Linked DNA regions of Homo sapiens: region 2 is linked to region 1. Evidence: read pairs that join two places in POLR2A ChIA-PET (ENCODE). Cell type or tissue: PC-9. All regions are shown on one strand.

The links. Peaks named below come from ENCODE experiments on the same cell type or tissue, not always from the same donor. Only the 100,000 strongest peaks of a DNase experiment are listed, where the experiment ranks them.
Region 2: POLR2A ChIA-PET joins it to region 1 with 7 read pairs; 5 of 35 experiments call an interaction of 5 or more read pairs at or near these places.

What each region holds. Positions count from the first base shown.
Region 1 is chr17:29,248,673-29,253,672 of GRCh38, forward strand. CRYBA1 (crystallin beta A1) reads left to right here. Exons shown (of 6, transcript NM_005208.5): 2 at 470-534; 3 at 1,510-1,628; 4 at 3,392-3,533; 5 at 4,968-5,000. Among named protein-coding and RNA genes, the nearest start is that of CRYBA1, 4.3 kb to the left of the region's middle. In PC-9, CTCF peaks have their summits at 3,729 (motif pointing right) and 3,930; a DNase peak (open chromatin) is centred at 2,679.
Region 2 is chr17:29,342,233-29,347,232 of GRCh38, forward strand. No RefSeq gene overlaps it. Among named protein-coding and RNA genes, the nearest start is that of TAOK1, 46 kb to the right of the region's middle. In PC-9, no CTCF peak of the experiment used is centred here; no DNase peak of the experiment used is centred here.

The sequences.
Region 1 (5,000 bases):
CTGATCCTTACAATAACTGCATGTCGAAGCTTTACCAATGGAAAAACTGAGGCTCAGGCTGGGCGCGGTGGATCACTTGAGGTCAGGAGTTTGGGACCAGCCTGGCCAACATGGTGAAACCCCCATCTCTACTAAAAATACAAAAACTAGCTGGACATAGTGGTGCATGCCTGTAGTCCCAGCTACATGGGAGGCTGAGGCGGAAGGATCACTTGAGCCCAGGAGGCAGAGGTTGCAGTGAAGTGAGATTGTGCCACTGCACTCCAGCCTGGATGACAGAGAAAGACCCTGTCTCAAAATAGCAACAACAACAACAACAAACCCCGAGGCACAGCTAGTGAGCAGCAGAGCCAGAATTTCAACCAAAGTCTGTCTTGCAGACTTCAAGTCTCCTTTACCTTTCAAGGCATTCCCTCACCTCCCCCTCCTCCCAAGAGGCCACATCATTCGTGTGTGCTCTGTCTTCCAGAAACCCTTCCAACCACCAAGATGGCTCAGACCAACCCTACGCCGGGGTCCCTGGGGCCATGGAAGGTAAGCCCACCCCCATCACATCCAACAGGGCAGGGGTGACATGCTGCACAGAGCAGGCCCCAGGCCTGTGCTCGTCCATAAGGCAGTGACTGACCAGAAAAACCCCAGTTTGTAGGGGAAAGGTCCACACAAGCTCCAGTGCTGTCGAAGGAAGGATCTCTCAGGATGTCCCACTGGACAAAGGAAGGATGACTGTGGATGCCATTGATGGGTGGGAGATGATACCTAGTTTCCTAACTCCTCTCTCCTCCCCACTAAAGTCATCTTAAAATACAGCAGCCCAGCAACAGTTATGTCCATGGAGAAAATGAGGGCCCATAAAGATATTTACTACTAGATCCCAAATAAATTACAGGACTCAGCCTCCCATCCTGAGGTTGGCTTTAACCATTGGCCGAAGTGGCTGATCCTCAGGCCTCTCACTGGCCTCTCTCCAACACTCCCCACTCTCCTCATTGGGTCAACTCTGAGGCCAGCTCACAGCTTTGCGAGTGGTCCTCTGGCCAGGTCCACGAGCCAGGTTTTAGTTCAATGTACAAAAAGGGTTGACCATAACTCTCCTTTACACTCTAGGTTTCTATAGGGGGTATGGCTGGAGAAGCTAAGAATCTATAAGGAGCTCCTGGGACTCCCAGAATCCTGGCCTCTGGGCCATGCTTATGAAGGAACTGTGGTGGAATGGGAGCCCATAAGTCCTTGGCCTGTCCATTGGTCTAGATATTATCCCTGGCAGACCATTTCTATCATAAACCAATCCTCCCTCCACCTCATCCCTACTCTGGGCAAATGAACACCAACCAGTGGCATTAATTCAAACCCCTTCCTGCCCTGTCTACACTGGAAGAGACCTCATCAGGCATCCCAGGCTACAGCTGGTAACAGAAAGCACAGAGTCAGACTGAAGTTAAGCTGTTGACCTGGACCTCTGTTTTTCCTGATGTTCTAGCTCTCTTGCGCCATTCAATCTCATTTCAGATAACCATCTATGATCAGGAGAACTTTCAGGGCAAGAGGATGGAGTTCACCAGCTCCTGTCCAAATGTCTCTGAGCGCAGTTTTGATAATGTCCGGTCCCTGAAGGTGGAAAGTGGCGCGTGAGTATGGACTTCCGCAGAACCGCAGCCCCTTATTTCAGGTCCCTTCAGACAGGGGACCATAGAGTGGGGATAGGGGAAGAAGGATGTTCCCCTAGGCTCTAGTCATTTCTCGGAGACAGGCCTCGAAAGAAATCACTACATGCATAATTTAGTAAGCCAAAGCTAGAAGGAAGGAACATGAGGTTCTTAGTGGCTTGGTACTAGATTTCAGGGGCTGGATAAAGAAATACATACAATGGGGTGGGACAGTGGCAGTAATCAAAATTTTGCTTCTGGAGCTCACAGGCTGCTACCTAGGGTGCCCTCAGAACAGCCACAAGACCCTTGAGTTTTTCTTGCCTGCAGAAAATTGGTAGAGAAGAAAGTGTCAAGTGGCTGCCTCTTCATGGCTAACTCTCCTCCTGCATATCCCAGAGCAGACACTGTTAGCTAATTTCTTTATGAAAAAAAAAACCTTAACCCCACGACTCCAGAGACATATTAGCTCCTGATTCATCTTTCAGGCAGTTTCTTGTTGATGGTTAATCTTGGTGAGGGAGACCCTCTCATTTTTGTCCTCTGACTCTTGGCAGAGTAGTTGAGGCCTTTATCATTAGCCTGAAAATACCTAAGGAAAAGACTCACCCTTGACTAGGCAGAATTGGCCTTGCATGTGGATAGGCTTCCACAAGTTGCTTGCCACCAAAATTAAGCTCTTCAGTCCTTTAAAAGATGTAACACTTTAAGGTGTCATCACTAACTGAGACCCAGTTGTGAAAAACTGAGCTGAGTGTTTCAAGTTTTAAGTACAGGTATGGGGCACTAGGAGAAAGAACTCGCAAGTCACAGGAAGAAAAAAGACTAGTAATCCATCAGTTGCTTGTTCATCCCTGTGCTTTCTTAAGAAGAAGCCAACAGGTTTGGCTTGAGCCAAAGCAATAGTCCAGGGGTGTCTAATCTTTTTGGCTTCCCTAGGCCACACTGAAAGAATTGTCTTGGGCCACATATAAAATACCATAACGATAGCTGATGACCTAACAACAACAAAAACAACTCATAATGTTTTGAGGAAGTTTACAAATTTGTGTTGGGCTGCGTTCAAAGCTGTCCTGAGCTGCATGCAGCCCTTGGGCAACAGGTTGGACAAGCTTGCAACAGTCACTAGATCCTGAAACAGGTAGAGAATAGGTGATTTGGAGAAAAAGAAAAAAAAATTTTTTTTTTTTTTGAGGCAAGGTGTCACTCTGTTGCCCAGGCTGGAGTGCAGTGGCACAATCATGGCTCACTGCAGCCTCCACCTCCAAGGCTCAACCCTCAGCCCCCTGAATAGCTGGGACTGCCAGTAGTGGGTCACCACGCCTGGCTAATTTTTGAGTTTTGTAGACGGGGTTTCGCCATGTTTCCCAGGCTGGTCTCCAACTCATGGGCTCAAGCGATCTGCTTGCCTTGGCCTCCTGAAGCGTTGGAACTACAGGCGTGAGACACCACACCCAGCCAGGAAATATAATTTTAGATTGGCTTTGCTAATACACTTCACTCAGACCAGTGAAGTAGATAGACCTTTTCAGTGATAACCCCCAAACAAATATTACATTCACTAACCTGCTTAGTATACCTGTCAACTCATTCCTCAACTCTTGTGACAAATTACTTTGTACAGCTCTACTGGGATTGGCTTGATATTTTACCCCACTATTGACTTATCTAAAACGAAAGATGCCTTCTCCCCAAGGCCATATAGGCTTTGAACACCATGAACAAACACTACATGTCTTTGGCAGCTGGATTGGTTATGAGCATACCAGCTTCTGTGGGCAACAGTTTATCCTGGAGAGAGGAGAATACCCTCGCTGGGATGCCTGGAGTGGGAGTAATGCCTACCACATTGAGCGTCTCATGTCCTTCCGCCCCATCTGTTCAGCTGTGAGTCTCTGAAATTTCCACTTCCGTGCATATGAGGGATGGGACAAGAGGGTGTGGACAGACTGACGTTCATGCTATTTATCATCAGTTATGCTGAATGTGGCAGGAAAAAAGACAAAAGTAAAAAAAGAGAAAACATCACTTTCTTCTCTAAGCCTGCTATTTGATTTTTCTCCACCAGGTGGTACTTCCCTTAAGCTAAAACTAAGGGTCTTACAAGTGGCAATAAGTGGATACTCAAGAGCCCAGTAAACTTGTGAAACACTAGTAAATGAGTGAAAGTGCTTACCCTGCAGCAAAAAGTAAATCCTTGGCCAGTTAAATTTCAATCTGTGTAACATTTTTACTGCAGAAACAGGAAAATGCTGAAGTAACCTTTCAGTAAGTGGGAATGACTGACGAAATAGGCAAGTCTTCCAGTATCGATCTACACTGATTGATAATAATCTTCTTGTTCTGAACACTTAAGTATTACTCAATAATGCATCAGGCTGGGATGTTTCTGGTCTTTGGAAACAGTTCAAGCAGAAAGCAGAATGACCTTAAGGGGTGTGTTGAAAATGATCCCTGTATTAGGAGTTAGGTTGGGCTAGAACCTTTCCAAATATTCAGTCTATGTGAGAGTTTCTCGTGATTTTGGTTAATAATCTCATCTTGGTTCAAAGTCTTGCCAAAATTCAACTGGTGGAGAAGTTAACCTAAATAGTTCTAATCCAAATAAATAGTTGCCTGTCTGGAAATTATTTCAATCTCACTTTTAAAAACATTTCATTTGCCCACCCTAAGGTATAACTGACATACAGTAAAATGCACAGACCCTAAGTGAATATTCTCATGAGTTTTTGAAAAATATATAGATCCATGTAACCAACACCCTAACCATATAAAGAACATTCCATCATAGTTCCCTGGTGTCCCTTTCCACTCAATTGCTCCCCTACCACTTTCTATTACCAAACAGTTTTGTCCATTTTTGAAGTTCATACAGGTTAGTCTCTGTCTTTTTAATGCTTGTGTAGTATTCATGTCCCCTACTGGACATACAGGTTATATCCAACAACACACATACACACGCAAGCGCACACATACATATTTGGGCTTACTTTTTGTAATAATCTGTGAGATCTTTTTTCACATTAGTGAATATTAATCCCTTGGTTGGCTGCATTTTGTTAGTACTTTTTCTCACTGTCAAATCCTCTTCATTGTTCCAAAATAGTATATCAGTTATTTGTACATTCAAAATGTTATGGTATTTAAATTGGAATAAACAAAATTATGGGTAACTTTTTTCTCACAAATCTGTTGCCTTAATCTTTTTAAATTATCATGTGCTTCCTTGTATAATCCAAAAGTGTTTCAATTTTGAAAAACATGAAGAATGATAGCCATAGCACTAGTACTAAACATTTTAAAACAATTTCTGAATTACAGAATCATAAGGAGTCTAAGATGACCATCTTTGAG
Region 2 (5,000 bases), 94 kb after region 1:
GTTGCAGTGAGCAGAGATCGTGCCACTGCATTCCAGCCTGGGTAACAGAGCAAAACTCTGCCAAAAATAAAAAAAAACTTAGAGTCTAGTGGTCTCTACTTCCTTTTTTCTTTTTTCTTTTTTTTTTTTTTGAGAAGGTCTCACTCTGTCACCCGGGTGGAAGTGCAGTGGCATAATCTGGGCTTACTGTAGTGATTCTAGTTGCAGGATATAAGACATCCTGGGGCTCAAGTGATTCTCCCACCTTGGCCTCTGGAGTAGCTGGGACTACAAGCGCCACAACACCTGGCTATTTTTTGTAGAGACAAGGTCTCACTGTGTTGGCCAGGCTGCTCTCGAGCGATCTTCCTGGGCTCAAGCGATCTTCCCGCTGTGGCTTCCCAAATGCTGAGACTACAGGCATGAGCCACTGCACCCGGCCCTCTACTTTCTTTATGAAGTAGAAGATAAAGTTTTGCTGGAAGGAGGTGTGTGGGAGACTTAGGGGACTTGAGTAGAGTGGCGAATATTTAGAATACTTTTTCAGGAAATGAGAAACCAAAAATGAATAGGAAAATGTTGTAAGAATTGCTGCTTGCCATGGAGTATCCAGATGAGAACAGATATGTTTATGGTAGTATGAATCCAAAAAGCGATGTTATTTTTTTCCTACTAAATTTCTTTCTTGTTTTTTTTTGAGACGGAGTCTCGCTCTGTCGCCCAGGCTGGAGTGCAGTGGCGCGATCTTGGCTCACTGCAAGCTCTGACTCCCGGGTTCACACCATTCTACTGCCTCAGCCTCCCAAGTAGCTGGGACTACAGACGCCCACCACCGCGCTCGGCTAACTTTTTGTATTTTTAGTAGAGACGGGGTTTCACTGTGTTAGCCAGGATGGTCTTGATCTCCTGACCTCGTGATCCGCTCACCTTGGCCTCCCAAAGTGCTGGGATTACAGGCGTGAGCCACCGCGCCCAGCCTTTTCCTACTAAATTTCAGTAGCCCAGATGAAGTAGCAGAGGAGATTGAGGGATAGATTCATCTGGAATTGGAAGTTTATGAGGCAGTTGCAATAGAAGGACAAGGAAGAGAGAGAGTTGACAGTGCTGGCAAAAGAAGAATTGAGCTGATCAATTACTGGATGGGACATTAGTCTCTTTCAGTTGGCAAGAAGCAGAGATACCCTTAGTTCAGGTTATCACAAAGTCTGAGGTAGAAGATAATGGCACTGAAGTAGAAGGCAGGAAGCCCAGGAAACTTGTTCCACAGACAGGCATCAGGGAGAAACGAAAACATGCCTAGAATAGGATGCAATAGATGTTCTAGTCTATTGAATAGAATTTCACCCTAATGTCAGCTCTAATCATCTGGTTTGCTTCTACTCTCTCAGAAGTAAATGCCCATTTACTCCTTTTTCCGGGAATTCTCCCATATTCATAACTCAGCTTCTTACTGCCTAGTTTCTCTCTCTCCTCTTCTGCACATACTTACTACTTCTCCCTGTTTGTATTAATTTTTCTGTGACTTGCATCCAAATTCCCCCAAAAGAGGACTTATTGAGTCAGTTAGGTTCATCCAATATGGACCACATTAAAGACTTCTGGTCTTCCCTTATGTTTAGCCTATAAATGTTTATCTTCTGCTATTTTATAGATTTCTGATCTAATCAGCCACAACCAGGGTAACACAATGATGATGCTGGAAAAAGGTCCCAACCCAGACCCTAAAAGAGGGGTTCTTGGATCTCATGCAGAAAGGAATTCAAGGCAAGTCACAGAGTGCAGCAAGAAGAGATAATTTATAGAAAGCTACTCAGTTACAGAGTAGGGCATCCTTAGAAAGCAAGCGGAGGAATGAGCACTGTCTTTGTTTTGTTTTGTTTTGTTTTTGAGACAGAGTTTCGCTCCTGTTGCCCAGGCTGGAGTGCAATGACGCGATCTCAGCTCACCGTAACCTCCGCCTCCCGGGTTCAAGCAATTCTCCTGCTTCAGCCTCCTGAGTAGCTGGGATTACAGGCATGCGCCACCATGCCCGGCTAATTTTATATTTTTAATAGAGACAGAGTTTCTCCATGTTGGTCAGGCTGGTCTCAAACTCCCGACCTCAGGTGATCTGCCCGCCTCAGCCTCCCAAACTGCTGGGATTACAGATATGAGCTACCGCGCCGGCCGCTTTGTTTTAAACTCTTCTTATATAGAGGTCTTATCTATGTAAAAGCTAAGCTATGTCTACATGCAGGTAGGCTGACAGCATGACAACATTTATTACTTTGTTGATTTAAAGATAGTTATCCTTGGCATTTTAGTGCGTAAGTACATCAAAGCATGACTATAATCATCTTAAAAGCATATATTGTTATGTGATATCGGGGCATCTGGACATTCTGTGGTTGCAGGAGTTTGTCCTTGCAGGCATTATTAAGCTGCTTTCTTAGCCGTAAACATCTTGTGACCATGGGTCATGAACTGGTGAGGAATGTGCCTTGCTAGCTTTAAGATGGAGTATATTTTAAAATGGTGTCAACCTTGCTCTCTGATACTCCTGTTTCCCTAACAATTATATAACATACAGCATGGCCACCCCAGCCTACTTTTCTCAGAAAGGAATTGTGAGTAGAGCTTCACAGACCATGGAGGACTCCATCATAGAAAAGGAAAGAAAAGCAGGAGGGGGATTGATGGCCAGGTGTGGTGGTGTGTGCCTGTAGTCTCAGCTACCCCAGAGGCAGAGGTAGGAGAATCGCTTACACCTGGGAGCTCGAGGCTGCAGTGAACCCTGATCACGCCACTGCACTTCAGCCTGGGTGATGGAGCAAGACTCTGTCTTTAAAAATGTGTGTATATACATATATAGCTCCATAATCTTAAAGAACTTGAGTATTAGGAGTGGGGAAATGAAAGAGCTAGAAGGAACGATAAGGAATTTCAGATTGTTAGAAGAGTGAAGATAATGGGATGGTATAAGCCAAAAAATGTTGAGGACAGAATCTTAGGTGGCTCATCCACATGAATAAAGTTACACAACTCAGAAGATGACAGATGCCGGGTTGAAAAAAAGCCAGATTATCGAAGTTTGCAACAAATGTAGAGGCAAGTCTTGGAAGTCAATACAAAACAATGATCAGGAGAGATAAAAGGTAAGATGAGGAAAGCATGGACTGCAAAGGAGGATAGTGTAGTGGTTGGAAATGCATCTGAGGAATGATGACATAATCTCTCATCCCCAAGATGCAGGGGACATGAGGGAATGCATAGGGAAACATGTATGTTATGTAAGACAAAATTAATGCATAGTGTATATTAGGAGGTGCAGTGATCTATAAAGTAAGTATATAAGACACAGAAAGTACCATTCTATTGTTTCACAGCTTTTGTCTGAAATTAGTGTATGTGGTATAAGAAACATTAAATTGGCCAGGCGCGGTGGCTCACGCCTGTAATCCCAGCTCTTTGGGAAGCCGAGGTAGGCGGATCACCTGAGGTCGAGAGTTCGAGACCAGCCTGATCAACATGGAGAAACCCCATCTCTACTAAAAATACAAAAAAATTAGCCGAGGTGGTGGCGCATGCCTGCAATACCAGCTACTCAGGAGGCTGAGGCAGGAGAATCACTTGAACCCGGGAGGCGGAGGTTGCAGTGAGCTGAGATCACACCATTGCACTCCAGCCTGGGCAACAAGAGCGAAACTCCATCGCAAAAAAAAAAAAAAAAGAAACATTAAATTTCAAAATTAATGTTTATTTTGCTAATAGTGTTAGAGATGAGGTAATTAAGCATCCTCATTTTACAGAAAGCTTCAGAAGGTTTAGTGATTTCCTTAAGGCATGCAGGTGATTAAGGCTGCCCAGGCTGGAGTGCAATGGCGCAATCTCAGCTCACCGCAACCTCCATCTCCCGGGTTCAAGGAATTCTCCTGCTTCAGCCTCCTGAGTAGCTGGGATTACTAGAATTTAGAAGTATTTTTTAAGCACCTTGACCTCCCAAAGTGCTGGGATTACAGGCATGAGCCACCACGCCCAGCCTAGAATTTAGAAGGATTTTATGGGGAGGATGATATTGTTGGCCCAGACCTGTTGAACTGTTAAAGTGTTAAAGTTTGATTTGATTTTTTTTTTTTTTTGAGACAGAATCTCGCTCTGTTGCCCAGGCTGGAATGCAGTGGCGCAATCTTGGCTCACTGCAACCTCCACCTCCCGGGTTCAAGCCCAGATTTTTGTGCCTCAGCCTCCTGAGTAGCTGGGACTACAGGCAGGTGCCACCACGACAGGCTAATTTTTGTATTTTTAGTAGAGATGGGGTTTCGCCATGTTGGCCAGGCTGGTCTCACCTGGCCAGGCTGGTCTGACCATGTTGGCCAGGCTGATCCTGACCTCAGGTGATCCCCCCGCCTTGGCTTCCCAAAATGCTGGGATTACAGGCATGAGCCACTGCGCCTGGGCCCCTGTTTGTTGTTTTTTTGTTGTTTGAGACAAGGTCTCACTCTGTCGCACAGGCTGGAGGGCACTGGCACCATCAAAGCGCATTGCAACCTCAACCTCCCTGGTTCAAGTGATCCTCAGCCTCCCAAGTATCTGGGACTACAGGCATGGGCCACCACACCCAGCTCATTTTTCTTTTGTAGTGATGGGGTCTCCCTGTGTTGCTCAGGCTGGTCTAACTCCTGGACTCAAGTGATTTTCCTGCCTTGGCCTCCCAAAGTGCTGGTACAGGTATGAGCTACAGCACCTAGCCCTCTTTGTTTTCTTCTTTTTTTGTTTTTTTGAGACAGAGTTTTGCTCTTGTCACCCAGGCTGGAGTGCAATGGCATGATCTCGGCTCACTGCAACCTCTGCCTCCCAGGTTCAAGTGATTCTCCTGCCTCAGCCTCCCAAGTAGCTGGGATTACAGGCGCCCACCACAATGCCCGGCTATTTTTTTTTCTTTTTTTGAGATGGAGTCCTATTCTATCACCCAGACTGGAGTGCAGTGGCGTGATCTCAGCTCTCTGCAACCTCTGCCACCTGGGTTCAAGCAATTCTCCTGC